Regions from separate parts of the Homo sapiens genome. Here region 1 is linked to region 2. A link is an interaction called in ENCODE POLR2A ChIA-PET data of the cell type or tissue named here. Cell type or tissue: GM12878. All regions are shown on one strand. Each heading gives the region's core, and the rest is flanking DNA. Links, peaks and the distances in the headings are about the cores only.

Region 1 (16,042 bases), core at 5,360-13,359, 680 kb after region 2:
AAGTGCCTAATCATTTTCAAGAGGAGGAGCAAACAGTTTGCCCTCAAGTATCTGGTCTATCAACAGGGGTCTGGCTAAGGAAAAAACGGCCTTAGAGCGTGATGAACCTACTTAACACTACCTGGTACCTCAACTCATGCTAAACATTCTAATTTGAGCAAAGCTAAATCATGGGTCTTAGTCTGTTTAGCAAAATCTCCACAAGATGAAATTTAGCTTACTACCCCAAACTGTTCAATGTTTTGGGTCCAATTTAGACACAAAAAAATGTTTTATAATCCTAGACATTAGATTAATGAACTTTTTAAAAACAAAGTCATGTTTGGGCTTAGAAGTTTGCATAATGTTACACAGAATGATTATGATATCTTCCGAAACAGCTTGGGGTTGGGGGGAAGTTACACATAGGTGCATTTGCATAACTATCCAAACTATTTTACTGTTTTCACAAGTACAACATAAATAACAAAGGTGCTAATTTCAAAGACAGGTTTCAAACAATGAGAATAAGAATATATTATTTCATATCAGGCAATAATAACCTTAGCCCAAATACTTTTAACATCTAAAGTGCATTAATTGACTTCCTTAGGAATTTTCCTAAGGACCAAAGGTAGATACAAATGGCCTATTTTAAATAGTAATATTACTCCATGTTCACAGACACTTAAAGGCAATCACTATTCAACATACAATTGTGGAAATTACTGATTTTTAGTTCTCAGAATTAGAGTTCCCTTTGTTTTTCCTCCCAGGCAAAGGAAAGCTTGATTTGCTCTGGGGTTGAGAAAGTTTACTGGCTAATAAAGTGAATGGTTCAATCAGAGTTTTCCGATCTGTAACAGTCACCTCCCACAGTCTTACTTTCTCACTTTTTGCCCACTGCTGTGCCACTTCAGCGTCCACTTGTCTCTGCTCAGAAAGGTCGATTTTGTTTCCTAATACCACAATTGCTACCTGAAAGAAAACGGATTGAAAAGATCATACTAGTACTTTGCCAACATCAGTTCCTGGGCAAAATGGAGACATAAGGAAAATTGTTCCACTTAACAAACCTGCTTCATTAAACTGATTCTCAAGTGTGACTGGATATTAGGATTTCACCTTACTCCTTAATGCATTTTTGTTAAAAATGGAGATGCTCGGCCGGGCGTGCTGGCTCATGCCTATATTCCCAGCACTTTGGGAGGCCGAGGCTCGTGGATCTCTTGAGGTCAGGAGTTCAAGACCACCCTGGCCAACACGGTGAAACCCCATCTCTACTGAAAATAAAAAAATTAGCCAGGCGTAGTGGTGTGCGCCTGTACTTGGGAGGCTGCGGCAGGAGAATCGCTGGAACCCGGGAGGCAGAGAGGGTGCAGTAAGCCGAGATGGCGCCACTGCACTCCAGCCTGGGTGACTGTGCAAGACTCCATCTCAAAAAAAAAAAAAAAAAAAAAAAATGCAGATGCTCTGTAGTTTGCTAACTGTAAAAAAAAAAAAATTAGCTCAGGTATGAATGGAAGATGGACTTGGGAAATTGGCATCTAGGATACAGACTGGTTTCAATGAGTCTGCATTTCAGTTTGGCTACACTTGATGTATGAGAGATTTGCAACATAGTACTTCAAAACAAGACAGCTGGAGCTGTGGGAGTTCTGTATCCATGAGAACAGGAATTGTTGTGTTCACATTATTCACAATACTAAAAAGGTGACTGCTAAGTGTCTGTTAAATGTATGGGCCAAAAACAAAAAAAGTATGTGCCAATAGGAACATTTTACACGAATGCTTACTATACACCAGACACTGCGCGTGACAGAATACAGCAGTCAAAGCTCGGGGAGGAGAAGAGACCCCAAACCAGATTTTCAGATAGTGCCCGTAAAGATTACACAAGACGATGTGACAGTAGACAATGGGCAGCAAGAACTGTCAAAGGCCTCTCTGAGGAGCAGCAGTGAACTCATCAGATCTTGGAACCACTACTGTCTTCCTTCCTGTCTGTACATTGAGCTTGAGCTCCCTGTGCTCCAGTAAGGCCATGCCTTGCTGGCAGGATGAAAGTGGGCCAGAGCTCCAGTTTTCTAGGGGAATCACATACTCTATCTCATCTTTCAAGCCCTCCTGTCATTCTTCATCACCCAGGGTTTCATCTTCATGTATCTCCCCCTACTGTGACCTCCATCTCCCTCTCCTCCCAACTGCAGAAACTCGTTCACTTTACCCCTTAGAATTCAGCAAGACTAACCCCCACTGCATCCTCCACCTCTGCGTCCTCCACCTCTGCTTTGAATGTTCCTTCACCTTTCCTAGTTGCCTTGCAGTCCTGCTTCCTCTATCACTCCCCTCCTACCACTACCACAAGGTTGGGGTAAGATGTCCTCCTTGTCCCTCAGTGCTACCTCCAATGGTGTCCTTCTCTAAAACCCCTGCAGAAAGCTGATGCTATCAGTCTGTTGTACCTACTAATCCCAGGCCGGCCCCCCAACTGCTCCTCATCACAGAGCTGACTCATGGTCAACCTGCTCTCGCCGTTACTCTGGTCATAATTCTTAGTGATTTCACTGGCCACGTAGATGCTGCTTCCAGTAACCTGGTCTCTTATTCTTTGACTTCTCCAATGGTCTCATCATCCTTACCTCAGCCATTCACCACTCCCGTGGTCATATCCTAGACCTTGTTTTGTTTGTTTTTTTTAAAGAGACAGGGTCTCTCTGTGTCACCCAGGATGGAGTGCAATGGCTTGATCATAGCTGGTTGCAGCCTTGATCTTCTGGGCTCAAGCGATCGTGATCCTCCTCCTCAGCCTGCCCAGCTATTTTTTTAATTTTTAGAGATGGGGTCTTACTTTATTGCTGGAGCTGGTCTCAAACTCCTTGCTTCAAGCAATCCTCCTGCCTCAGCTCCGCAAAGTGCTGGGATTACAGGCGTGAACTACCACATCCAGCCTAGACCTTGACATTGTAACTGCTCTCTATGATCTCAGTTCCAGGCATCCCACTCTGACTCCTGCCTTCCCAGTCATGCCTAATGCCCCCATTGCAAGAATTCCAAACACCACAAGGACGTACAACCTACTGGCTCTACTACCTTTATCATTGTCCTTCCACCCCACTCATGTCCTTAATTCCTCCCTACCCAGCTTAGATTATTTTTATTCACTCCCTTGCCCCCATTATCCCACCATATTCACCCGGCAAAACCCCTCCCTTGTTAAATTTAACTATTAACCAGACTCTGTGCCTACACCATTTAGCTGAATATGGCTGGAGAAAAACATACAACCCTGCTGGCCCAGATCATACCACTGATCTCAAATGAACTGATGTTCTCCGGCAAATGTATTACATTTTCTCCATTTACTCTGTAATGAGATATCGCATACCTTTGGTGCCCTTCTACAAGTTCCAGTATCTCCTCTTCCTTCCCCACTTTCCTTTCACCTGATGACCATATTGTTTCAGTAAGATACGCAATTAGAAGAGAATTTCAGCCAGGCACGGTGACTCACACCTGTAATCCCGTACTTTGGGAGGTGGAGGTGGGTGGATCATGAGGTCAGGAGATTGAGACCATCCTGGCTAACACGGTGAAACCCTATCTCTACTAAAAATACAAAAAAAATAGCCGGGCATGGTGGCGGGCGCCTGTAGTCCCAGCTACTTGGGAGGCTGAGGCAGGAGAATGGCATGAACCCGAGAGGCAGAGCTTGCAGTGAGCCGAGATCATGCCACTGCACTCCAGCCTGGGAGATGGAGCAAGACTCCATCTCAAAAAAAAAAAAAAAAAAAAAACTTCCACATTCTTCCGCCACCACATCTAACAACCTACCATCTTCCAAGCCCATTTGCTCTGCCTTAAAACCCATCCTCCTTCACCCGGACAAGGGTGTCACTCCAGCACTTAGTCCCCTCATCATCAATTTTCTCCCATTAGCATACAAACACAATCTTATCTAAATAAAACAAACGGCCGGGCATGGTGGCTAATGCCTGTAATCCCAGCACTTTGGGAGGCCCAGGTGGGTGGATCACCTGAGGTCAGTAGTTTGAGACCAGCCTGTCCAACATGGTGAAACCCTGTCGTCTAAAAATACAAAAATTAGCCAGGTGTGGTGGTGAACGCCTGTAATCCCAGCTACTCGGGAGGCTGAGGCAGGAAAATCGCTTGAACCTGGGAGGCGGAGGTTGCTGTGGGCTGAGATCATGCCACTGCACTCTAGCGTGGGCAATAGCAAGACTCCATCTCAAAAAAAACAAGGATGATACATCTATAGCCACAGGATGAATATTATACATTAGTTACCAAGAAAAAAAAACAGGGGTGGGTGGATGGGTGTGGTGGCTCACACCTGTAATCCCAACAGTGTGGGAGGCTGAGGAAGGAGGACTGTTTGAGACCAGGAGTTCAAGACTAGCCTGAACAACATAACAACACCTGTCTCTACAATTAAAAAAAAAAAAAATCTGGGTACTGATATGGAAACAACTCCAAGATATGTTACATGAAAAACAGAAGGTACAGGATAGTATGCCACCTGGTGTGAGAAAGGGAAAAAAGGCTAGGCACACGGTGGCTCACACTCATAATCCCAGCACTTTGGGAGGCCGAGGCAGGAGGATCACTTGAAGCCAGGAGTTGGGAGACCAGCCTGGGCAACAGAGCAAGACCTTGTCTTTGCAAAAAAATAAAAATAAAAATTAGGCAAGCATGGTGATGTACTCCTGTAGTCCCAGCTACTCAGGAGACTGAGGCAGGAGGTCACTGGAGCCTGGGAGTTTTAGGCTGCAATCATGCCATAGCTCTCAAGTCTGGGCAACAGAGCAAGACCCTGTCTGAAATAGGGAAAAAAAAAAAGGAGGAAAAATATTTTTAATGTATACTCCTATTTGCTTGCATTTATATAAAGAAACTCTGGATGACTGCCCCAAAACTAATAAAGGGGTAAAATATTTTAAAAAGCATGCTTAATGTACAGGATCTTGGTGGTTGAGGACAGCTGTGGGAACCAGACTGAACACAGTCCTTTTTACATATGATTGTCATTTTTGAACCATGTGCAAACATTACTTATTCAATTTTTTAAAACCAAACATGAAAATAAATAAATGCAACTTAAGCCATATCATGTCATTCCTTTGCCCCAAACCAGTGCTTTCTGATCTCACTAAAAGTGAAAGGCAAAGTGCCCCCATCACCTACAACACACCTCCTAGCCCACTCTGGCTTCACTGCCGATTCCTGAACATGGCAAGCAAATTCCGACCTCAGATCCTCGGTACTAGCTATTCCCTCCACCTGGAGCACTCTTCCTTCCAGACATCAGCTTTGTTCCCTCCCTCCTTACCTCCTTCAAATATCTGCTAAAGTCACCCTACAGAAAATAGCACCCTCATTCCCCATTCTGCTTTTCCACATAGCATCACTCATTGTAATGTATTAAATATATTTATTTACTGTCTCTCTCACTCCCAAAATAGAAGCTTTATTGGGATATGGACTGTTTTGTTCTCTACCACATTCCCTGTACCTAGAACAATGCCTGGCACATAGTAGTTGCTAAATAAGCATTCACGGAATTAATACGATTATGGGGATTGAAGAAGCATATGAGGAAGTTACTATTATTCTCCTTTTACAGATAAGGAAACTGAAGCAGAAAAGCTGAGAAGCAAAGCCAAGATTTAAGTATCTAGTACGTGAGTGTTCATTGACCTTTCAACTTTTGTGGGGCAGAGAGGGGTCTCTGGAGGATACCCAAGTAAATAATTACAGCATTTGCCTGTTTCGGTGGGAAAGATGGGAAATACGGGGGAGAGGAGCTTTCATGACTTCTTACATCTTTTCAAAACCTTGTGAATATGTTATCTATTCATAAAGTAAATTAGTATTCTAAATAAAATATCAATAACCCAGATGTCCTACAACAGATAAATGGTTAAAAAGAGTTTGGTACGTACCATGGAATACTACTCACCAAGAAAAAGAAATGAACTACTGATCCATGCAGTGACTTGGATGAATCTCCAGAGGATATGTGAGTAAAAAAAGCCAATCCCAAAAGATTACATATTGTATGATTTTTTTTTTTTTTTTCCGAGACAGAGTCTTGCTCTGTCACCCAGGCTGGAGTGCAATGGCATGATCTCAGCTCACTGCAACCTCTGCCTCCCGGGTTTCAAGCGATTCTCCTGCCTCGGCCTCCTGAGTAGCTGGGATTACAGGCGTGTGCTACCACGCCAGGCTAATTTTTGTATTTTTTTAGTAGAGACGGGGTTCCACCATGTTGGTCAAGCTGGACTCGAACTCCTGACCTCGTGATCTGCCCACCTCGGCCTCCCAAAATGCTGGGATTACAGGTGTGAATCACTGCACCTGGCCTGTATGATTTCTTTTATATCAGGGGTCCCCAACCCCTAGGTCATGCGCTGGTACCAGTCCAGGGCCTGTTAGGAACCGGGCCACACAACAGGAGGTGAGCAGGGAGCAAGCAAGCATTACCACCTGAGCTCCGCCTCCTGTCACATCAGTGGCATGAGGTTCTCACAGGAGCTGGAGAATCAAATTGTGAACTGCACATGTGAGGGATCTAGGTTGCATGCTCTTTTTGAGAATCTAATGCCTGATGATCTGAGGTGGAACAGCTTCATCCCCAAACCACCCCATCTCCATCTGTGGAAAAATTGTCATCCACAAAACCGGTCCCTGGTGCCAAAAAGACTGGGGACCACTGATTTATATAACAATCTTGAAATGACACAATTATAAAAATGGAGATCAGATGAGTGGTTACCAAGGGTTAAGGTGGGGGTGAAGATGGGAGGGAAGTGGGGCAGCTATAAAAGAGTAACATGAAGGATCTTTGTGGTGATGGAAACGTTCTGTGTCTTGACTGAATCAACACAAATACGGTGGTTATGATGTACTAGAGTTTTGAAGATGGTACCACTGGGGCAAACTGGGTAAGGGATCTCTCTCTGTTACTTCTTAAAACTGCATGTGACTCTATAATTGTCTCAAAATAAAAAGCTTAACAAAAAATATGCAAAAATCTAAGTTAAGAACATCTAGCCAGTACTTTTTGTTGTTGCTGTTTGTTTTGTTTTTTGTTTTTTTTCTACCATCTAGCCAGTACTGTTAATCAGTATATTATCTGGTTTCCTAGACAATGAAGAGTCCGCCACGTGAAGATCTGGAGAAAGATTTGAGATAAGAGAGTTCCAGACAGGGAAACAAGCAATTGAGAAAGCTTAATAGGAAAACAAAACTATCATGTTGAAAAAACAGAAAGTAGACTGGTGTCACTGGAGTATAGTGAGAGACAGGCAGATAATAAAGATGAGATGAAAAGGACAGGCATGGGCCAGGTAATCTAAATCTTTACAGACCACTGTAAGGCATATGAATCTTATGTTTAAGTGGTATATGGGTAGAATCCAATAATTATTAGGTTTCTTTTTTTGGTAAGCCTGAAGACAAGAATCCTATGTACCCAAGGAGATAATAAAAAGCCCAAGGAGGGCAGGCATGGTGGCTCATGCCTGTAATCTCAGCACTTTGGGAGGCCGAAGCAGGCGGATCACAAAGTCAGGAGATCGAGACCATCCTGGCTAACACGGTGAAACCCTGTTTCTACTAAAAATACAAAAAATTACTGGGCCTGGTAGCACACGCCTGTAGTCCCAGCTACTCAGGAGGCTGAGGCAGCAGAATCCCTTGAACCTGGGAGTTGGAGGTTGCAGTGAGCCAAGATCGTGCCACTGCACTCCAGCCTGGGTGAAAGAGAGAGACTCAGTCTCAAAAAAAACAAAAACAAAAACCCAAGGAAACAGCAATACCAAAGAACATAAAATGAATTATGTAGTACTTGAGATAAGAAGTCATTAAAATTCAACTTGTAGATGGTAACAAGCAAAAGGCAGAAAGTCAAATTCTGGTCCTAACTAAATTCAGTCAGACCTGTATTTCTTGGGTTAAGAAAAAAATTCTAGGCCAGGCAGAGCGGCTCACACGTGTAATCCCAGCACTTTGGGAGGCCAAGGCCGGCAAAGCACTTGAGGTTAGGAGTTCAAGACCAGCCTGGCCAACGCGGTAATACCCTGTCTCCACTAAAAATATAAAAATTAGCCGGGCATAGTGGCACACTCCTGTATTCCCAGCTACTTGGGAGGCTGAGGCAGGAGAATCGCTTGTACCCGGGAGGCGGAGGTTGCAGTGAGCCAAGATCGCATCATTGCACTTTCAACTCTTGCCTGGGAGACAGAGCGAGACTCCGTCTCAAAAAAAAAAAAAAAAGAAAAAGAAAAAGAAAAGAAAAAAATTGTAAAGGTTTTACAGATACTAAGAATATACTGTAATGATCTGAAAATAAACTACCCAAAAGTCTGTGCTATAATTTAAATGGTATTATAATTCACATTTGGCATTTTTAACATATCCACTTGCCTCTTTTTTGTCTTTGAACTTATCGATTTCTTTCTTCAGAAGCTCCACTCTTTGAAAGGATTCAAGGTTATTCACACTGTACACAAGAACGAAGCCATCAGCAAATGAAAAATAATGCTTTGGCAGCTCCACGCCTTCCTGTAGACCTCTGGTGTCATAAAGATGTAACTGTTCTTTTACTCCTCGGTCTGTTTCTACTGAAGCCATGTATACATCTTCCATTGTTTCGCAATCTTCCATTCCTGGGATTAAGAAAACAAATTACTCTTTTTGGCTAAGTCAGTGTCAACTGCTCCGTATTTTCTTGTCCTTTAGAAATTGGCTTTCTAGGTTTCTTATTTACCACATATAATAATCACATTTCTATTTTACTTTTTTTTTTTTTTTTTGAAACAGGGTCCTGTTCTGTTGCCCAGGCTGAAGTGCAGTGGCTCGATCTCAGCTCACTACAACCTCCGCCACCTGGGCTCAAGGGATCCTCCCACCTCAGCCTCCCAAGTAGTCCCTCCCAGCTGGGACTACAGGTGCCATCATGCCCAGTGAATTCTTGTACTTTTTGTAGAGACAGGGTTTCACCACGTGGCCCAGGCTGGTCTCGAACTCCTGGGCTCAAGCAATCTACCCACTTTGGCCTCTAAAGTGCTGGGATTACGGGTGTGAGGCACTGCACCTGGCGTAAACAAAATTCTTTTAAAAAATATTTCTTCTGCATAAAAATAAAAATCCCCTTCTTGTTTATGATCTTTTAAAAATGCATTTTACCACTTTGTTTCATTTGTGCAAGTTTTATCTCTTCAACTAGTCTCTAAGTTTATTAAGTGAAAGGAACCATTCTGTGTACACAGCAAATATTCAATAAGCCCTTACTGATAAAGGAATTAAAGGGAGAAGATTAACATTCTTAATTTTAATAAGTAGTGGAGAGACATGTGATAAGACAGGTAAGGTATAGTCCCAGTAACCACCTCCATATTTAAATATGAGGCCAGGCACGGTGGCTCACGCCTATAATCCCAGCACTTTGGGAGGCCTAGGTGGGCAGATCACCTGAGGTCAGGAGTTCAAGAACAGCCTGGCCAACATGGCCAAACCCCATCTCAACTAAAAATACAAAAATTCGCTGGGTGTGGTGGCGGGCACCTGTTATCCCAGCTACTCAGGAGGTTGAGGCAGGGAGAATTGCTTGAACCTGGGAGGCAGAGGTTGCAGTGAGCCGAGATCATGCCACTGCACTCCAGCTTGGATGACAGAGCAAGACTCCGTCTCAAAAAATAATAATAAAAAAATAAAAATAAATGAATGTGAGATACATCCAGAGGTAAAATCACATGGATAACATCCTATACCCCCCCCAATCATACTATGTTATAGTTTTTTTTAAACTAGTTACAGTTTTCCTAAACAACCTAAATACTGTAGAATGATTTGTTCCAGATGCCTTACATGAAATGTCCGTTAAGTATTAGATTACATAAAATCTCCACAAGTATTAGATTAAAAGGAATAATCACATGGTAATACATAGATTGGATCATTGAGAAACCAAAAATTTACTTTCATCAACATAACTCATAAGGAATGTATTCAGTGTTTAGAAAGGTAAAATTATTCATAAATCTGATTATGTATATACCTGTCTGTGTCATCCTGTCATAAATTAAGCCCTAAGGAAATTAAAGGTTATCTATTAAGACACAAACGTATTGGGCTTTGATTACAAATTAATTTAAAAGCAAAAACTACCAAGCATTTTGTCATGTGATTTTTTTATCCACCAAAAGCCAGTCCGGTTAGCCCACCTCCACCTGCCTCTCCAAAAGGGGGTCTAAAGTTTAGACCTTTTGATATTTTGGTACTCTAAAGATCAAATGAAGTCAAGAGTCTTCCACTAGTTCTCTAGATTTCCTCTCCCACTCCACGCTGCTGGGCAACTACCCATCTCGCACACCAGGGGAAGGCTTAAGGGTGCAATCTCTGGGGAGTATAAAATAGAGGCTGTCTAGACTGTGGGATAAAGGGAATGAGTTCCACCATGAAAACAGGGCAATTAAGTGACATGCCTGCGCACACACACATACTGAATGTTGAAGTCCTCCGGCTTTCCCTTTCTGCTCCCAAAACACTGGCAGCCAGCTCTTTATCCCCATCCAGGGGAATCTGGAGAATCTGGCCAACGGAAAAGGAAAAAATCCTAAATATACTGACATCTAGGTTTCCCCAATAAATGCCCCTGCCAGATCACTTTAGTGAAGCTCTAAGTCATGAACCCTATCCATATGCTTAGAGCTTCCAATTGGCTTTTTAAGTTGTATTTATTTATTTTTGAGACAGGGTCTCACTTTGTCATCTGGGCTGAAGTTCAGTGGGACAATCTCAGCTCATTGCAGCCTCAACCTCCTGGGCTCAAGCGATCCTCCCACCTCAGCCCTTCAAGTAGCTGGGACTACAGGTACATACCACCAAGCCCCACTAATTCTTGTATTTTTTTGTATAGATGGGGTTTCACCATGTTGCCCAGGCTGGTCTTGAACTCCTGAGCTCAAGCAATCTGCCTGCTTCTGCCTCCCAAAGTGCTAGGATTACAGGCATGAGCCACTGCACTGGGCCTAGGGGTCCATTTTTAATTATGAACAGATAACCAAGGTTTAGCAGACACCTGAAGAAAATAGAGACCAACAAGAAGAGACCGCTACAGAGAAACCAACTATACAAAGAAAAGAAAACAAAAACAAACAAACAAAAAACTACCTAATCTATCAAAAAAATAAGATAGTACATCCATGAAATAAGAACAGGATACTAACAAAAACTCAATAGAAGGGCTGGAAAATAAAGATAAGAATATCTACCAAAAAGTGGTACAAAAATATTGAGAGATGATAAACAGGAAAGGGGCAATAAGAAAATTCAAGGACTAGTCCAGAAGGTCCAGCATCCAAAAAGAGAGTTCCAGAAAACAAGGACAGAGAACACAGAGGAAAGAAAGCAATAACAAAATAATTCAAAACTGAAGAACATGCATTTCCATATAGAAGGGGCCCTCTAAGTGTCCAATACAGTAAATGAAAACAGACTGGCCAGGCTCGGGGGCTCACACCTGTAATACCAGCACTTTGGGAGGCCAAGGTGGGCGGATCACCTGAGGTCAGGAGTTCAAGACCAGCCTAGCCAACATGGTGAAACCCCATCTCTACTAAAAATACAAAAATTAGCTGGGCACGGTGGTGCGCACCTGTAATTGCAGCTACTTGGGAGGCTGAAGTGGGAGAATTGCCTGAACTCAGGATGCGGAGGCTGCAGTGAGCTGAGATCGTGCCACTGCACTCCAACCCGAGTAAAAAAAGAAAAAGAAAGAAAAGAAAAGATCAATTCTATGACGCATCACTGAAATTTCAGAACACTGGTGTCTTAGTCCATTTGTGCTTCTATAACAAAATACCACAGACTGGGTAATTTATAAATAGAAAATTTCTTTCTCACAGTTCTGGAGGCTGGGAAGTCCAAGATCAAGGTGCCAGTAGGTCTGGTGTGTTGTTATGGCACAGTCCCTACTGCAAGATGGAGCCTTGTTGCTGCATCCTTGGGAGGGGTCAAATGCTGTGTCCTCACATGGTGGGAGAGACAGAAGGGCAAGAGAGCACTCCCTTCAACCTCAAGCCCTTTTATAAGGATGCTAATCTTTCATGAGGGATTAGTCCTCATGAAGGTGAAGGGTGGAGCCCTCATGATTTAATCACCTCTTATAGGCCACAGTGCTTAATACTGTTACATTGGAGATTAAGTTTCAACATGAATTTTGGAGGAGACACTATCCTTCAAACCACAGCAACTAAGAACAAAGAAGAGAGCCTAAAAAAGTTTCCACAGACAAAGCATCAAGAATCATAATGGTTCCCAGATTCTCAAAAGTAGCACTAGAAGCAAGAAGACAATAGAAGCTGATAAAGTTAAAGAGACACACCTTCTATGAATCAGCAATTTCTAGATATGTATACCAGAATTTATCACATAATAGCCAGGATACATGTACAATAATGTTCCAGAGTAGCATTATTTCCAATAGCTCCAAACTGGAAAATAACCCAAATGTTCATGAAGACCTAACAGACAGAGGTAGTTTCATGCAATAGAATGTTACATCAATGAAAAGTAAACAACCACAGCTACGGCAAAATGGATGAATCTTTTATTTTTTTTTCTAAATAGAGATGGGGTCTCCTGATGTTGCCCAGGCTGATCTCAAACTCTGGGGCTCAAGTGATCTTCCCACCTCGGCCTCCCAAAGTGCTGGGATTCCAGTGGTGAGCCACCATGCCTGGCCTGATGTGTCTTACAAATATAATGTTGAGTAAAAGAAGCCAGACATGGATTAATTTAATTCATAGAAAATCCATAGGGCAAAAAATAAACTAGACCATTTAGTGACACACATATGTGGCAATTAAAAATAAAAAGAATGATTAACCAAAAGTCAAGGGAAGGAATGAGTTGCAACTGGACAGAGGAACACAGGGAGCCACTGGCCTGTCCTCAATGTTGTACTTTTTGATCCATGTGGAGATTATGTGAAGGTTTGTCTTATAATTATTAAACCATATATGCAATGCTTTCAAAATTCCGAAAGTATATTATTTTTGACCTAGAGTTCCATACCCATCAAAATTACAATTCAAATGTTAGTGTAAAATAAAGACAGTTTCAAACATGCAAAGCCTCAGAAAATGTATCACGTATATTTTCTCAGAAAACTATTTGAGGAGACCCTCCATAAAAACTAATATGTAATCATAGAAACAGGAAGAAACAGAACCTAACACAGATATGAAGTAAAGGAAATCACAAGCACAATTAGTAAATATCTCAATTCGGAAGCCCCAGGGTCACGACTACGTCCCAGGTAGAGGGCATGTTGAAGGCCATCATCACTGGATGTTCTGTTCTACTGTACAACCTTTTCAACCCCAGAAAAGTACTGGAAAATGTGCTCCAAAAAAAAAAAAAAAAGGTATAAGCCAAAAGAAGAAAAGAAGACAAGAGATCTAGGAAACAGGAAATCAAAACCAGGGAGAGGCCGGGTGCAGTGGCTCATGCCTATAATCCCAACATTTTGGGAGGCTGAGGCAGGCAGATTGCTTGAGGCCAGGAGTTCAAGACCAGCTGGAGCAACATGGTGAAACCCTGTCTCTACTAAAAACACAAAAATTAGCCAGGCATGATGGCGCATGACCGTAATCCCAGCTACTTGGGAGGCTGAGGCAGGAGAATCACTTGAACCTAGGAGGTGGAGGTTGCAGTGAGCCGAGATCGTGCCACTGCACTCCACCCTGGGTGACAGAGCGAGACTCCGTCTCAAAAAAAAAAAAAAAAAAAACCAAAGGGAGAAACAAAGGGGAAGTTCCATGATGATGGTGGCACAGTAGATAAGAGGACACAGAGCTCCTGAAAGGACACAGCCAAGAAAAAAAATAGATTATCTGATGGAGCTGACCTCATGCAGAACTGAGAAACATCTGGACTATGTGGAAAGAACTAGCAAAAGGTATAAACAAAACTAAAGAAATGACAAATACATGTTGGCTTCCATGAAAACAAAACAAAAAAAAGAATCACAGTATACTATACTGCTCTGCTGAGAATACCACTGACCCTTAAACAACACAGATTTGAACTTCACATGTCTTACATGTAGATTTTCTTTCTCCTCTGCCACCTGACACAGCAAGACCAATCCCTCCTCCTTCTCCTCAGTCTACTCCACATAAAAACAATGAGGATGAAGACCTTTACGATGAACCACTTCCAGTTAATAAATAGTAAATATATTTTTTCTTCCTTATGATTTTTTTTTTTTTTTTGAGATGGAGAATCACTTGAACCCAGGAGGTGGAGGCTGCAGTGAGGTGAGATGGCATCACTATACTCCAGTCTGGGAGACACAGATTTTATTTTATAGGCATTATCATCAAAGAGAGTGTCTTATATCCTTTGCAGTGGCTATTTTTCACTTACATTCTTCTTTTCAAATTTAAATAATGGTAACCTCTTATACATTTTAAAATAACCTTTATTTTTTAAAGCAGGTTTTTGTTTTGTTTTGTTTTGTTTTGATACAGTCTCGCTCTGTTGCCCAGGCTGGAGTGCAGTGGCGTGATCTTGGCTCACGATAAACTCTGCCTCCCGGGTTCAAGAGATTCTCATGACTCAGCCTCCTAGATAGCTGAGATTACAGGCACGTGCCACCATGCCCAGCTAATTTTTATATTTTTAGTAGAGATGGGGTTTCGCCATGTTGGCCATGCTGGTCTTGAACTCCTGACTTCAAGTGATCCGCCTGCCTCGGCCTCCCAAAGTGCTGGGATTACAGGCGTGAGCCACCACACCCGGCTTCTTCCTTATGATTTTAATAACATTTTCTTATCTCTAGCTTACTTTATTGTAAGAGTACAGTATATAATACACACAACATATAAGACATGGCAATTAACTGTTTATGTTATCAGGTTTAAGGCTTCTGGTCAACAGTAAGCTATGAGTAGTTAAGTTTCTGGGGGGACAAAAATTTGGTTGTCAACTGATGGGGGGGCGGTGTTGGCACCCCTAACCCGTGCACTGTTGAAGGGTCAATTGTACTGTATTTATATATGCCAGCAGCTCTCCAACTGTGGTCTGCAGATCTCATGAGGTCTCCTTTCAGGGGACCCACATGGGCAAAACTATATTCATACTACTACCAAAGCCATTTGCATTTTCCACTGTGTTGATATTTGTACTGATGTTGCAAAAGCAGTGGTGGGTAAAACTGCCGGTACCTTAGTGCAAATCGAGTCAGTGGCACTAAACGTATAGTTGCCATTAGATCCTCTCTTCACCATCCTGTGCTTGCAGTTAAAAAATTAAAAAGCCAGTTTTACTTAAGAATGTCCTTAATGAAGCAATAAAAATGACTAATTTTATTAAATCTCAAGCCTTGAGTATATATCTTTTCAATATTCTATGGAATTAAATGGAAACTATACATAAAGCATTTCTGCATGCAATTATGGTAACTGTCTTGAGGAAAATCTCTTGTGTGTTTTAAATTGCAAGCTGAACTAGCCATCATTTTTAAAAAGAAGAAATGACAGAAAAACTATGTATTTACAATATTTGACAAACATTTTCTCAAAAAGTAATAAAGGAAGCCTATCATTTCAAGGAAAGTAACTATGGTAACAGTATTTGTTGTCAATAAAATTTGAGCTTTCAGGCAAAAATCAGAATTGTATCCATCATCATGAACTTGACAGATTCCCAATACTGATGAAATTGGTATTTCATCAGATATTAACAAAAGTGATATGGAAGACTTCCTTAGCGAACCAAAATTTCCAAAATGACCAATTCACGATGCTAAAAAACTCTGCTTGGGTAAAAAGATCCATTTAAAATGCAGGATCAATCAATGAGATTTTAATTTAGCAGAGTAAAAAAGTTCACGAATATGATTTCAGATTCTACACTGCAATAACCTTTAAGTAACCATCACTTGTTAAGTTTTAGTGAAATACCAAAGAAAAATACCCATAATTACCTGAAAAGGCTATTAAAGTATTCCTCCTACCTTTTCCAACTACAT
Region 2 (16,042 bases), core at 5,307-13,306:
TTACCGGGGACTCAGCTGGCTGACCCTTCTGTTTGCCAGACCACAACACAAATGACCTGCTTAGAGGTGACCTGGAAAATGGGGGGTGGGGTTAGGATGGATGAGAAAGGTGGGGAATAGAGAAAATATGACATTTAGGTGAAAGAAGGAAGTCGATGTAGGTGGGAAGGAGATGTTCAGGTACAGATTGTAGTTCCACGCAGATGAGGAAGATCTAATTCAGTCCTCAGTGTCTGATTGGGTTTTTACAGGGCCTCTTCAGTTTGTCAGAAAAGGGGAAGGATTGGTTGGCCAGGTCTGTGGGGAATAGGGTTCTGCTGGGCCTGTGCTTTATTCTATGATTGCTAGTTAGCAAAGTCACCTGTTGTGGTGAGGCTCTGCCTTTTCCTCTAACTGGGAGCACCACTATAAAATACCTTAAAATCATATTTCTTGGGTGATATGTCAAAGACCAAATTCTGCTTATGAAAGATGTACTGCTTTATGTGTGAACATGAGTTTTTCAAGTACGTGGGTCATCTTTATTTTACTACAGTATATAGAGAAAGTACGGATTATTCAAACCTAATGATAGATTTCACGAGGGAAAAATATAGAAGATATTTTTCTGCACTGTATGTAGGAGATAAAACCTAGTTTAGAGATAATGTATGTGCAGAGCGCAGCGCAGTGCCTGATTGGCAGTAAATAGAAAGTGGTTGTATTGCATTGGTGAAAATAGGAAGTCTCTTTTGAGTTGCTTCCTGGCTGAAAGAATCCCTCCATTGGCAAATTGTTGTGAATCTGTGATTTTCAAATTGTGGTTCATGATCTTCCTCTAGAAAGGTCTTCAGTTGGTTTTCGGGTGACAGTGTATGAAATGATGTAATTATGTACTATTTATTTTAAATATAAAAATGCGGCTTCACTACTAATTTTTTAATTTAAAAAACCTTATTTTCCCCTCTCTCTTCCTCCAATTCAGCTGATAGTGAAGTTGTTGGTTCTTTGCCATTTCTGCTGAACTTAGGAAAAAAATTGGGAATTATGAGCACAGAGGACCCCACATCTTTTAAGTTCACTGCCATGTCCACAGTGCCTAGCAGAGTACAGTCACAGTATTTATTTACTGGCTGCCTTGGAACCCTGAGCTTCTTATAGGGATCGGATTTTCCATGGATATTAGGATCTTAGTACTAGTGTGTTCAGAAGATTAAAAGTTAGAGGTAGTTTCAAAATAAATTTTATTTCACACTTTTTTGTTGACGATCATTTTTATTCAGATGAGAAGCCTTTCCCAAATAGTGTCATTTTATGAGATAAAGAGTAGCATTGAAGAGCTTGAACTCTAGAGACAGCATCTACGTTTGAATCTAGGTTCTAGCATTTAGTAGCTATAGCTCTGTGGTCTTTTTTTTTTTTTTTTTGAGGCAGAGTCTTGCTCTGTCACCCAGGCTGGAGTGCAGTGGTATGATCTCCAACTCCTGGGCTCATTCAGTCCTCCAGCCTCAGCCTCCCAAGTAGCTGGGATTACAGGGTTGTGTCACCACACCAGGTTAAATTTTTAATGTATTTTTTGTAGGGATGGGAGTCTCACTATGTTGCTCAGGCTGGTCTTGAACTCATGGTTGCAAGCGATCCTCCTGCCTTGGTCTCTCAAAGTGTTGGAATTACAGGCATGAACCACTGTGCCTAGCCTCTGTGATCTTGATGTATAATTTAACAGCTCAAAGCCTCGATTTCTTCTTTCGTAGAAGGAAGATGATAACGGTACGCTGTTCAGAAGGTTCTTGTGAGGACTAAATGTGATAAAGCATTTATTTGGCACATAGTAAGCTCTCAAAACTGATGCCGTCACTGATAGACTTTATGTCAGTTAAAATCTACGGTCATATTTTTCAAGTCTGTTTGGTACAAACTTTGGAAAAATGAGGTATATGTTAACCTTGGAGGCCTTAATGCTATTGTTAAACTAGAAATACTCAGATGCCGTAATTAAATACATTTTGTAGTGACTTAGGAAAAGTGCTTGCACGTAGGTGCTCAGTTATTATATGAAATGTACTATAATTGTAGAATTAATAATTGTAATGCAGTAATTATAGAATTAATAAGCTGGTATAGAACTATGATTTGAAAAATCTCATTTGTGATATTATAGAATAGTGGTATATAATACAGAAAACATTTAAGTGGGTATTTAAACAGCAGTAGAAATTAATTTCTGTCTCAGAGTTAGGAGGAAAGATTACAGTTACATCTTAGATGCATTTTTGCTTTTCTTTGGCAAGAGTTTCTTAAAAAATTGTCATGCTCTTATCACAGCCTGTTCTCTTGATATGTCTATATCACTCTTGTTATATTTGCAAGTCTGTTGTTGGACTATATCTGCAGTGACAGATTTAGATTATTTTGATTAAATTGACTAGTCAGTTCAATAAAACGTCTATTTTGAGATCTTCTTTGAATTTATTCTGCTGCTTTTACGGGTTGATACATCTGTAAATGTGAATTTTATATCATATTTATTCTAAATTAACTGTTTAGAGTGGACATGGTGATTTTATTTTTGGACATTCAATATGATACTGTTCGAGGTATGGTTTTTGGTTTCAGACTAAATTTTTGTTAGGTTGAAAGATTGATTCCACTGTATTCCAGTTTGAACTTTTATCATATGGGCTCGTCTAAGTTTGTTTTCCACATGAGAATGAAATAGTACTTTTGTAGATAATCTTTTGTAATTACTGTATTTTCTTCATTCTAAAAGTACATTTTAAAACTTTTTAATGTTTCTGAAATTGGGACACATCTTAAAATTTATGTGCACAATTATTGATGGTGTGTCTTAAAATCAATGATCTTTCAGAATCATAGATATATAGTATATACCACCATTTAGAATGAAACTCTAGACTTCTTATTTGCAATGGCAATGTGTTTTCTAAAGATTGCTTTGACATTTAAAAAATTTTAATAATTAGTTGCATGATGCTTTTTTGAGAATAAGTTCATTTTGGAAGGTTTTCGCTAGGTGATTCAATTGATTAGAGTAGGGGTTTTTAGGTTGACTGAGGAATGTAGTCTGTAAGGGAATATAGAAAGTTGTCTAGATGAGATGAAGGGTTTTAAAAAAATTCCTGCTAAGAAATTACTTTGCGAATCTGCGTATCCACACATTCATGTTCTACTTGGCTCTCAGTAAATTTTTGAATTTTCTTTAACTCAAGAAATGTATGTGTGTGTTTTAAACATGTTAGTACATATACACTGCTTCATTTTTCTGAACCCTTAGCCCAATATATTGATGTTAAAATGAGTGTTTCGTATCTTCTCTGTTCTGTATAATTTTGGTACCATATTCTTCATTTAAGTCTGAGTGAATCATGATTGTTATGATTCCCCTCCTCTGCTATTTTTTTTAAAGCAAATAACAGTCCCACACAGCATTCTTATTGTAGTCTTATCATTCATTCCTGGAACGGTTAAGGTATAAGGTGGAGTAATATACATTGAAATTTAATTGTGTATTGCTCCTTGACTTGTCTCAGGAACAATGGGCAGTTGCTGACTTCTGTATCATACTAACCTAAGAGGTGGCACTGCCTTATGAAAATTGGAAATTTAGGTGATTGTTCAGGTGATTTTTGTGTAAAATAATTTTGTCTTAAAAGTTCTGATGAGGGAAGTCTTCTTGTTTGACTTAGCAAGATAATAGTTCTCCATCTTTCACCTTACCAGCGTAAAATAATTAGCCTTAGTTTTCCTTGCCTTTTAAATGGGGACTGATAAAACAGATACTTAGAGAATTCTGTGAGATTTACCTAATCACTTTTAACGGTAAAAGATCATCATGGGAAAGGTAGACTGTAAGTGTGAATTATTGATACTTTTCATTTTTCCTCACCCTAAGAGACAGTGCCTGAAATAGGTACCTTTCTTATCCCACTTGTCAAGGCTGAGAAACTTAATACATACCATAATCACAACTTTTGAGATAGAATTGAATTGCTGTCATTCAAAACAGCAGGACATCTTACAACCGTTTAAATAGCAATTCTTAGTATAATCTTTTCTGTCAAGAGACATACAACCATTTTAGGTAACAGTAGCTCAAAATATAATATTATTGACTCACTGCTCAGACTTCTTGAATTCATCAGTAAATTGCTTTTTGTATTGAATAATATAGACCTAGAATTATAGGGATCTGGAGTTCAAATTTTATATAGAATTATATGACAGAAAATTATGATTTATCAGTTTTTTTTCCCTTAGAGACAGGGTCTTACTCTTGCACAGGCTGGAGTATGTGGTATGATCATAGATCACTGTGGCCTCAAATTCCTGGGCTCAAGTGATCCTCCTGCCTTGGCCTCCTGAGTAACTGGGACTATAAGCACACACCGCTATGACCAACAGTTTCCTGAATTTTTTGTAGAGGAGTCTCACTGTGTTGTGCAGGTTGGTCTCGAATTTCTGGCCTCAAGTGATCCTCCTGCGTCTGCCTCCCAAAGCTCAGGGATTACAGCCATAGCCACCAATACTGAGCCTGGCCCAGGATTTATGAGTTTTTTTTTTGTTTTTTTTTTAAACCTAAAGGGCAGTATAAATATAAAGCAAGATGTGTTGTTTGAAAATTGCAAAGAAGTTTTTTTATGTTAAAAATAGTTTTCTTTGACAGTTTAAGCATGCTTTTTAGAATGCCTATTCTTTTGGTTCTCTTAGTTTAAAAACAATTTTTAAAAGTTGTTCATGTTTCTGATAACAAAGTAAACAGTACATAGATTTTTTTTTAATGGAAAGTAACAGTTTTTTTATCCACCCCCTGCCCCTAGTTCTCCCAATTCCATTCCCTTGAAGCAGACTGTTTAGCTGTCTTTAGTCTTACTCCTTCTGTTGGTTTTCTGTACAACTCTTAATAATACACTTATTTCTCATTGAATTGTTAATTGAAGTAATATCTTTTGATTCCCTGCTCTGAAATATGAGGATTTAGTTTGCTTACCTATTCTTCCTTTCTTTTCCTTCCTCCCAGTTAATGATAGTTAAAATTTTTTTAAAAAGATTATTGGTTGCCTTTATAGTCTAAAAATATATATTTAAACTTCTGTTTCTTATTCCTATGAATAACATGTTTTTTATTCTCTACTTTGTAAATTGGGGATAATATCTTCTCCATCCACTTTTAGCTGGTTTATATTAGCTACACTTAATTTTACATCTTCAAAGTTAATAACATTTACTTTGTACAGTGCAACTAACAACCAATCTTCTATGCTTTGTCTGTAAGTAAAAGGCCAATAAATTATACATTTATTATAACTAAATATTCAATGCCAGACCAAACAGCATATTACGATTAGATTAACTACAAGGCCAGTGTCATGATCTCTGGGCTTCTCAATGAGTCATAGCATTGAGGCACAATAGATCAAATCTTTCTCTCCCCACCTCACCCCCAATGTCTGATACTTAATTAAAGTTATTTTACATTTTAGTTTGCTTCATATTTCATCTGTGATTTTCTTATGCAGCTTTTTTTCCTTCTGGGATTTCTGATTACTTCCCCCTATGCCCCTTTAGTAGTCTGTTTTATTGGTATACACTCTGCAGCCCCCTCTTGCCTGTCTCAACCTGTTTGATTTACACCCATTTGTTTTGTCTCGCAGAAATATATTGAAATTTCTCACTCATTGGTGACCACCACCCTTCTCTTTGCTGTTTATTCCTTTTTGCATTTTCTGTATGTCCCCTACCCACCCAGTGGGGTCCTGAATGAGTGAGAGGTGAAAGTGTGTGTGCCTAGTTGGCCATCTTTAACCTGGACTTAGCCACTGAGTTTTGAAGTGTCTGTTGTATACTTTTGTGTGAAATCCATAAAATATCTTCTCCTATATCAAATCTTTGAGACTTCTGTCATTTAAATATGGGCAATATGTACTTTGTATGCATATAAATACTTCACAGAATCCATATTAGAAGGAAGTTACAGTGTGTTAAAAGAGATCACGGAGTTTGTTCTAGTTAACTTCTATTTTACAGGACGGAAAACTGAGGCACAGGGAGAGAGAGCAAGCATGTGTGAGCAGTATTCTTGCTCAGGGACTCAATTTAATGGCCTAGCAGAATTACAATGACATTTTTTTGACTTTGAATTTCTTAGCCGTGCTCTGATTCATAATGCCTCGCCAACCTTGAATCACGTGGTTTAGAGAAGTCACAATTATATTAGTAGCATGCAGTTCCTTCGGGAAGTTGATACCAATTCTATTGGAGGGATCCCATTTATTCTAGTAGTTTGTTGTCTTGAAAAAGAAGTAGAATGAAATTGTTTGAGTTTAAATATTTTTGCTCAAATTCTTGTTTTGGTTTTTAAAGATACTTTAATCAGTTATTATTGATATACTGTCACAGTAATTACCAGACAACAGGCATCCAGCTATTAATAACCCCATATTTAAGAACCAAGGCAAAGGAGAAGAAACGGTTTTGAGAATTTTTTGGTATTTGATTTAACAAAGCCTACATTTAATAAGGTATGAATGATAGTTAAGGGATTGCCAAGTATAGTCTTAGAAAACAGTGGCGCACTTTCAGCCTTTTTGTATGTACATAGGATGTTAGATGCTGTTAAAAATAAAAGTAGAATGTAACACATGAGGATAGAGCAGGCTTAAATTTTTTTTTTTGCATGAAGCTCATGCAATGACATTAATTGCTCATGTAATATTAGGGTAGTTCTAGCCGATGAAATAGTGTTAAACTTCAAAGTCCCAACCTGGTCCAAATTAGAGGCTCCAGGAAGGAATACCATATGCATCTTGATGGCAGTTTCAGGTGTTGGAATGAGATCCCGAATCATTTGATTCTATCAGTCATGATGCTTGGATTTAACTTAATATCAGCTTTCCATCCTGTATGGGAATGCTCTAATACAAAACAGAAGTTAAAATGACCCATGAATGGTGTGGCAGAAATTTCCAGCTTTAGAAATTTTAATTAGTGCTGTCAGTGGTTCAGTGAAGTCGTAGTGTTCCTTCCACAGGTTGCATGCACTGGTAGTCTCATCCTTTAGATGCATCCTCAAAACCCTGGCAGAAATTGCAACTTTATTGTTTGTTGGATGTGATTCTTTATACAGTATTAGTATTTCAAACTAATATACCAAAGGGAAATGTTATTAAAATGTAACGTTTTAATGAAATAAATTGTTAAGAGTGAAGATATTTTTAACATAATGTTCTTTGTCTTTATTTTAAAGAATTCAGAAGGAACTTGCAGAAATCACATTGGACCCTCCTCCCAACTGTAGGTAAGTACTCATGGTTTTTTATTTACTTGTATCTTTTGCAGAAGGTGCATTTGAACTGTTGGTTTTATATGCAGCTGTTGTTGTAGTCTGATTAATTAGTAAAAACATCATTGTTGTTTGAACTTAAGTGACTGTGGAAGACAATGGTTTTTGTCATCTCTGTGCAGAAATGGAATGTTCAGCAAGTATGTTTGTAGTGGTTGAACGGAGTTGCCAAAAGTAGTGTAATGCAATAACAGTAAGACAATGAAATTATAGGGTAACAAATACACTATGACATTTTAGTGGAAGAGGTGTTAGGGCCTTAAGTGGTTTTTTTAATGATAGAATAATAGCATGGCTAAAATATGTGCTATGTTGTATTGTTATCTTGTTGGAATTTGATTTTTAAAAATGCAGACACATTAAACAGTGTTTCTTCATGGTTTACATTATTTCTTGTCGTCATTGGTTGTGACTAGGTAAGAATGGGTGATTTGAGGCAATGATGTTAAATGTAAAACTCTCTCTCCCTTTATGATCATGACCTCGAATTTTCTGGTCAGTGTTTACTTTTAGGAAAGAAAAGTGCTTACCTGGAAATGGTTAATGTTATAAAGATACATGGACAAAGAGGAGAAAAATAACCTCTTACCTTATGCTGCTGCTTTGGGTCTGGTGCAGTAGTTAGAAGATGGCTGTTTGGTTATTTTTAAGACACTTATTTCTGTTTTGAGATGAGATCAGCATTGGAACCAGGCCAACCTGGAGTTTTTCTGGTTTAAAATGATAATCTTATGCATTGAAGGTGAGAGGGCCGATTAAATAAAAATTTTCCCAACGTTGAACGCAGGTAGAATTTATTGCTTGGTATGATTTCTGAGTTTACTGATCTTACTTTTATGTAAAAACAAAGATAACAATTTTGTGTAGGAAAAATTCTAATAGGACTTACTTTGTGGTGAATCTAATATGGTTCTTCAAATGAATCATGTACAGTTTATAAACTTACAGTAATAATATTCAAAGAATGTTTCACTCAAATAGAACAAATATTTCTTTGTTAGGTAAAACCGTTTAACCTAAGACTTTTTGTCACTCTTAGGACTGTATTACATCAAAGCCGTTTCAGATGGCAGATCATTGTTTAGCTTTTGGTGGTCAATGATTATAAGTGGATGGATTTGTGGAAAAACCCCAGTTTGAATTAAACCTAACATCCTTTGTTTCTTAGGATAATATTTGTTTTAATGGTCTGAATCTTTAAAAAACCCATATTATTAATATATTACATATATTATTTTTGTAACCTTTTTTATGAACAATTGAACTGATAAATAAGTGAACTTTATACACTTCTTTGCTTAAATTTTGACAACCCCAATCACCGGCAAAATAAACAACTTTGTTTTAATAAGTTTGTTTAAGGCTCATTTTTAATAAATGAAATCCACATACAGTATCATGTGATGTAGACTGCAATTTTGCTATTAGATAAATGGGGAAAGGAACTATATAAAGGTTATTATTTAAATAAACAAATAATTGAACCATAGTTCTATTAAAAGTAAAAGAAACGTTTAACTATAGTGTCATCTGAAATTTGGAGGTTTACTTTGTCTTTGAGCCTTAGTGACATCATTACTAGTTCATATGTAAGCTCTTCATAAATAGAGCAAAATGTGTATTACAGGTTTTAATTTTTAAATGTAGAAGTCACACATAATAAGCCCTTCAAACAGTTTCAGGGAAGATATCTACTTTAGTTAATTTTCTGACTTGGGAATTTGTAAGGAAATTCTCACTTGTGGGCTGAGGATTGGATAGCTGATAAGTTTGCTTTAGAAGCTAGGTCTGCAGTGCAGTGGCTTTGGCTCCTTTTATTGATTCTAAAACAGTTGCTTGGACTGGGTCAGGCAGAGAGAAAGGTTATTTACCTTCGTATGGCACTCCCTTTGGCAAGCAAAGGGTCCTCTGTGCTGTAGCTGATAGAAAATGTAAAACTGGTTAATCAACACTTATCAGTGTGCTTGTGTTACTTAATATGGATGTTTGGTGTGCTTATTAAGTGCATCACTGTGGTCTTTGGACTGTTTGGTGTCAAATATTTGGTTGTGGTTTGTAGTTAATCTGCCCATCTGTATTTCGGTGAAAATGTGGTTACCATCTTCAGAAAGAGATTAGATTGCAGTGTTAGTTTGGCTTATTTTTGGTCAAAGTTAACAGTGCTTTTGTGGTTGATTTTTACAAGTTCTGCACTGCCTGCATTGGCCTAATGACTGTAATGGATTAATTTATCAAAATAGAGCAAATTAAAGTTATCTGCCTAATAGAAGTCAGAGTCCTTTACTTAATCAGTTAAGTCATATCTCATTTCAGAAGAAAGCATCCCCTTACTCTGCTCCCTTTGTGGATTACCTCTCCTATCACACATGCCTCTCAAAACCCTGCCTTTTGGTTCCCTGGGTAGTTGTTAGTCTGCTATCACATGTAAAGATTATATGTGAGGGAACATCTGTGGGTTTTACCTGTTTAGTCAGAGAGTGGAGAACGATTTTTTCTACTGGTTGTCTGGGTAGGGGTGGGTGTGTGTCACATTCCACTTTGAGTGTGGTTTATCCTATTTTCGGGAACCTTAACAGACAACCCAATACTGTGTGTTTGTCAGGTTAGATGGAACCTCTGAATTTTGGTGCATCTCTTAGGTGATATCTAGTTAAGCTTCTTTTGGAATCATATTGAAGGAACTGTATGTGTTTAAGCGTTGTGCAAATCTGTTATTTAAAGAAGTTGAGACTATCAAGTCACCCCGAATCACAGCATTCAGTGTAGATAAAGTTTTATGTAAGGCATTTTTAGAGGAAGTTATTCTAATATAGTATTGGTTAATTTTTTTTCAGGTTTTGAATAAACAAATATTATTTTAAAGAACACCTACAAATGATTTAATAGATTGAATTATTTCATGTAGGAGATATTTGCCTCTACATATTTCAGTTTTTTCTCACTTTATTGTTGTCTTTGAAGTAAAAATGCAGTAAGATAGTTTTATTTTTGAAGTTGGGTTAAATATGTCATCCTTTTTAAAAACATTACTCACAGTTTAATGGGTAAATATTTTAAAACAAAACTTTATAGCTAAGAAAAAATTTCTGCTCATAAAATCGTAGCGTCTGTAGGGCCATAGGCATAGAAAATTACACTTCATTTGAGTGAAATTTGGTATATGCTTAGAGTATTTCCTATAAGTAGTGGAATATATTTTTCTTGGCCTTAACTGTCATGTTGGCTAACATAACTGACCCATGACATTTGCAAGGGTTCTATCCTGAGGCCTTCACAGATCCACTGATCAATAAATGTTTTCATACTACTGCTGAGTTAGAGGTGCTGGGCAGTTGGTTAGAATTGCTCGTTACCTTGGTGCCTTGCACACCAGCTTAGATGGATAGAGTGGGTCAAATTGATGCTTTATCCTTACAGACCTCTAACAGGTAGATTCACTGCCCCTTATAAATGACTACAGGTTGTAACTTTCACAGTTCTTCACAAATTGTTAAAAGCAAGATCTTAGATCTGTGCATGTCAGTGTGTTCATTTATACTTCCTCGGTGCTAGTGGAGAACTGGCAGCTAGTGGGCCAGCAAATCTCCAGATAAAAATTAAAATTAAAATCGTCATCATCCAAAGGATAACTTGCTCCTCTGTATCACAGAGAAGCTAACTTGTTCAAATGCTATTATGATCTGCTACTGCTAAAGTTTGTATTAGGTTTACGAGCAGGGGAATGACAGAGAATCCTTATTACTTTTTGGAAGAAAAGACTAAGGTAAAATGATTTATTTGGATTTTGATTTTTGGTCTAGTAATTGAACAAGTAAAAGGAGGAAGTAAACCAAAAAAGAGGATGTAGTTATACTAGCAGTTTACACTTCTATTTCTATGTGTTTCAAGAATCTGCTCATGGAACACTGGCGCTGCTTTTTAATTTTGTCTTTTATTTGATAACAGCTTTATTGAGATATAAAGTGTAAAATTCACTTATACTTTTAGGTTTTTAGTATAGTCTCGGAGTTTTGTAATCATCACAGTCTGTTTTGCAATATTTTGATACCTCCCAAAAAATAATCCATGCCTTTTAGCAGTCACTCCTTCCCCATTTTCCCCCAGCTCTTTCACCACCAGCCCTCGGCAGCAATTAGTCTACTTTCTGTTTCTATAGATTTGCCTTATCTGGACATTTTGTATAAATGAAATCTTGTGTGCTTTTTGTGTCTGGCTTTTAAAATTTTTTTTACAAAGTGTAATATTTTCAAGGTTCATCCATGTTGCTGCATGCGTTAGTACTTCTTTTTTTTTTCTGAGACGGAGTTTCGCTCTTGTCGCCCAAACTAGAGTGCAATGGCGTGATCTTGGCTCCCTGCAAGCTCCACCTCCTGGATTCAAGCGATTCTCCTGGGTCAGCTTCCCGAGTAGCTGGAATTACAGGCGTGCGCCACCATGCCTGGCTAATTTTTGTATTTTTAGTAGAGACGGGGTTTCACCGTGTTGGCCAGGCTGGTCTTGAACTTGATTACCCAAGTATTTCTTTTTTAAAAATATTTTTAATTGAGGTAAAATATACATACATGATTTACCATCTTTACCATTTTTAGTGTAAAGTTCAGTGAATATACATTTATATATTTATATTCTTTTTTTCCTCTTGATCCCCCCACTCCCCTTCCTGGCCTCTGGTAACTACCAGTCTACTCTCTATTTTTGAGATCTACATTTTTAGCTCTCATGTAAGAGTGAGAACATGTGACATTTGTCATTCTCTGCTGGGCTTATTTCACTTAACCTTGCCTGTGGTTCCATCCATGTTGCTGCACATGACAGGATTTCATTCTTTTTTATGGTTGAATTAAATATTCCATTGTGTGTATATACCACATTTTCTTTATTCATTCATTTGTTAATGGGCACTCAGGTTGGTTCCATATTTTAGCTATTGTGAATGGTACTTGGGTAAACATGGAGGTGCAGATATCTCTTTGATACATTAATCTCCTTTCTTTTTGATATATACTGATATGCTTTGGCAATGTCCCCACCCAAATCTCATCTTGAATTGTAGCTCCCATAATTCCCACGTGTTGTGGGAGGGACTGGCGGGAGATAATTGAATCATGGGGGTGGTATCCCCCATACTGTTCTTGTGGTAATGAATAAGTCTCACGAGATCTGATGGTTTTATAAGGGGAAACCCCTTTTACTTGGCTCTCATTCTTCTCTTGTCTGCCACCATGTGATGCGTACCTTTCACCTTCACCATAATTGTGAGGCCTCTCAAGCCAGGTGGAACCATGAGTCCATTAAACGTCTTTTTGTAAATTGCCCAGTCTCAGGTATGTCTTTATGGGCAGCGTGAAAATGGACTAATATATAAATATATATACCCAGTATAGGAATTGCTGGATCATATGGAAGTTCTGTTTTTAGTTTTGTAAGTAACCTTTGTACTGTTCTCCATAGTGGCTGTACTAATTTACATCCCAACAACAGTGTACGAGCCTTCCCCTTTCTCCGCATCCTTGCCAGCATCCGCTATTGCCGTCTGTTTGATCTAAGCCTTTTTAACCTCAGTGAGATATTGCATTGTAGCAATGTTGAGCATTTTTTAATGTACCCTTTGGCCATTTGCATGTCTTCTTTTGAGAAATGTCTGTTTACATCTTTTGCCCCCCCCCCCTTTTTTTTTTTTTTTGAGTTGTCTCTCTCTGTCACTCAGGCTGGAGTGCAGTGGCGTGATCTCTGCTCACTGTAACCTCTGCCTCCTGGGTTCAAGTGATTCTCCTGCTTCAGCCTCCTGAGTAGCTGAGACTACAGGTACATGCCACCATGCTCAGCTGATTTTTGTATTTTTTTTTTTTTTTTGAGATGGAGACTCACTGTGTCACCCAGGCTGGAGTGCAGTGGCATGATCTTGGCTCACTGCAACCACTGCCTCCCAGGTTCAAGTGATTCTTCTGCCTCAGCCTCCTGAATAACTGGGATTAGAGGCATGCACCACCACACTTGGCTAATTTTTGTATTTTGAGTAGAGATGGGGTTTTACCGTGTTGGCCGGGCTGGTCTCAAACTCCTGACCTCAAGTGATCCTCCTGCCTTGGCCTCCCAAAGTGCTAGTATTACAGGCGTGAGCTGCGCTTGGCCCTTTTGCCTGTTTTAAATTGGATTATATATATATATTTGCTGTCAAGTTGTTTGAACTCTTTACATATTCTGGTTACTAATCCCTTGTCCCTTGTCAGATAGATAGTTTGCAAATATTTTCTCCCATTCTGTGTGTTGTCTCTTCACTTTGTTGATTGTTTCCTTTGCTGTGCAGAAGCTTTTTAGGTTGATGTAATCCCAGTTGTATATTTTTGCTTTGGTTGCCTGTGCTTTTGAGATCTTACACAAGAAATCTTTGCCCAGACCATTGTGCTGTAGTGTTTCAGGTCTTAGATTCAAGTCTTTAATCCATTTTGGTTTGATTTTTTTTGTGTATGGTGAGAGATAGGGGTTTAGTTTCATTCTTCATATATAGTTATCCAGTTTTCCCAGCACCATTTATTGAAAAGACTCTCCTTTTCCCATTGCGTGTTATTGATGCCTTTGTCAAAGATAAGGTGGCTGTAAATGCGTGGATTTATACCTGAGTTCTCTCATCTGTTTCACTGATCCATGTGTCTGTTTTTATGCCAGTACCATGCTGTTTTGATTACTATAGCTTTGTAATAAATTTTGAAGTCAGGTAGTGTGATGCCTCCAGCTTCATTCTTTTTGCTCAGGATTGCTTTGGCTATTCATAGTCTTGTGGTTCCATGTAAATTTTAGGTTTTTTTTTTTTTTTTTTTTTTTTACTATTTCTGTGAAGAATGTTATTGGTATTTTGATAAGGATTGTATTGAATCTGTAAATTGCTTTGGGTAGTCTTGTCATTTAAAAATATTGTTATAGTTCTTCTAATCCATGAACATAGAATACCTTTCCATTTTTTTGGTGTCCTATTTATTTCATCAGTTTTATAGTTTTCTTTGTATGAGTCTTTCACTTCTTTTGTTAGATTGATTCCTAGGCATTTTATAATTTTTGTAGCTATTGTAAATAGGATTGCTTTCTTGATTTTTTTCAGGTTATTTGCTGTTGACATATATAAATGCCACTGATTTTTGTGTGTTGATTTTGCATTCTACAACTTTGCTGAATTTCTTGACAGTTCTAACAGCTTTTTTTTTTTGGTAGAGTCTTTAGGTTTTAACATCACGTAATCTGGGAACAAGGCTGATTTGACTTTTTCCTTTACAGTTTGGATGCCCTTTATTTCTTTTCTCTTGCCTAATTGCTCTGGCCTTTGTTCCTACTTGTTACCAAATAAACTTCCATTTTTATGGATATACCACATTTTATTTTTCTTCTCATCAATTGATGGATATTTATATTGTTTCCACTTTTTTGCTACTATGAATAATGCTGTTATGAACATTTATGTACAGGTTTTTGGGTAGACATTTGTTTTCATTTCTCTTAGATATGTACCTAGCAGTGGAATTGCTGGGTTATATAGTAAGTCTGTGTTTCCTGCCAGCAGTGTATGAGGGCCCAGTTTTTCTCCACAACTTTGGCAGCACTTGATGTTGTCCTTTTTTTTTTTTTAATGATAGCTATCCTAGTAGATATGAAGTGGTATTTTGTTGTGGTATTGATTTGCATTATTCTGATGGATGATGGATGAGCATCTTTTCATGTGCTTATTGTCCATTTGTTTATCTTCTTTGGAGAAATGTTAGTTCAAATCCTGCTCCATTTTTTAATGACTTGTCGTTTTATTGTTGAATTGTAAGAGTTTTTTCAAAATACATTTTGGATATAAGTCCTGTACATCAGATATATAATTTGCAACTATCTTCCTCCATTCTGTGGATTTTTTTTTTTTTACTTTCTTGATAATGACCTTTGAAACATAGAAGTTTTTGCTTTTTGTGAAGTCTAAATATCTGTTTTTTCTTTTGTTGTTTGTGCATTTGGTGTCATATCTTAGAAACCATTGCCTAATCCAAGACCACGAAGATTTACATCTGTATTTTTTCCTAAGAATTTTACAGTTTTAGCTTTTACATTTTGGTTTCTGATCCTTTTTCAGTTAATTTTTGTATGTGGTATGAGATTAGAGTCCAATTTCATTCCTTTTGGCTTGTGTAGACCCAGTGTCCCAGCACCATTCGTTGAAAAGACTATTTTTTACACTGAATTGTCTTGATACCCTTGTTGGAAATCAGTGGATCATAAATGTGAAGATTTATTGCTGAATTCTCAATTTGGTTCCATTGGTCTGTATGTCTGTTCTTATGTCAGTAACATACTGTCTTTATTACTATAGTTTTACTGAGTTTTAAATCAGAAAGTGTAAGTATTCTAACTGGTTTACTTTTTTCATTGTCTTAACTCATTAGGTAAGGCATTCCCAGTGGAAATGGGAAGAGGCTGTGACTGGACATAAACCTAACTACTGTGTCATTTTACTACTCATGGGAGCCATTTTATAGAAGAAAGTGTTTTTTTTTTTTGTTTTTGTTTTTGAGACAGAGTCTTGCTCTGTTGCCCAGACTGGAGTGCAGTGGCACCATACCAGCCCACTGCAACCTCCGCCTCCCAGGTTCAAGCAATTCTCTTGCCTGAGCCTTCTGAGTAGCTGGAACTACAGGCGCATGCCACCATGCATGGCTAATGTTTGTACTTTTA

What was found. ChIA-PET counts read pairs that join two places held together with the same protein. Peaks named below come from ENCODE experiments on the same cell type or tissue, not always from the same donor. Only the 100,000 strongest peaks of a DNase experiment are listed, where the experiment ranks them.
Region 1: POLR2A ChIA-PET joins it to region 2 with 10 read pairs; 5 of 35 experiments call an interaction of 5 or more read pairs at or near these places.

Annotation. Positions count from the first base shown.
Region 1 is chr3:23,892,381-23,908,422 of GRCh38, forward strand. NKIRAS1 (NFKB inhibitor interacting Ras like 1) reads right to left here. Exons shown (of 5, transcript NM_020345.4): 4 at 8,428-8,669; 5 at 1-957. The coding sequence ends at 715. Among named protein-coding and RNA genes, the nearest start is that of NKIRAS1, 17 kb to the right of the region's middle. In GM12878, for the core only: no CTCF peak of the experiment used is centred there; no DNase peak of the experiment used is centred there.
Region 2 is chr3:23,210,019-23,226,060 of GRCh38, forward strand. It overlaps UBE2E2 (ubiquitin conjugating enzyme E2 E2), which reads left to right. Exons shown (of 6, transcript NM_152653.4): 3 at 7,244-7,294. Among named protein-coding and RNA genes, the nearest start is that of UBE2E2, 15 kb to the left of the region's middle. In GM12878, for the core only: no CTCF peak of the experiment used is centred there; a DNase peak (open chromatin) is centred at 9,399; H3K4me3 peaks cover 680 bases; H3K27ac peaks cover 2,462 bases.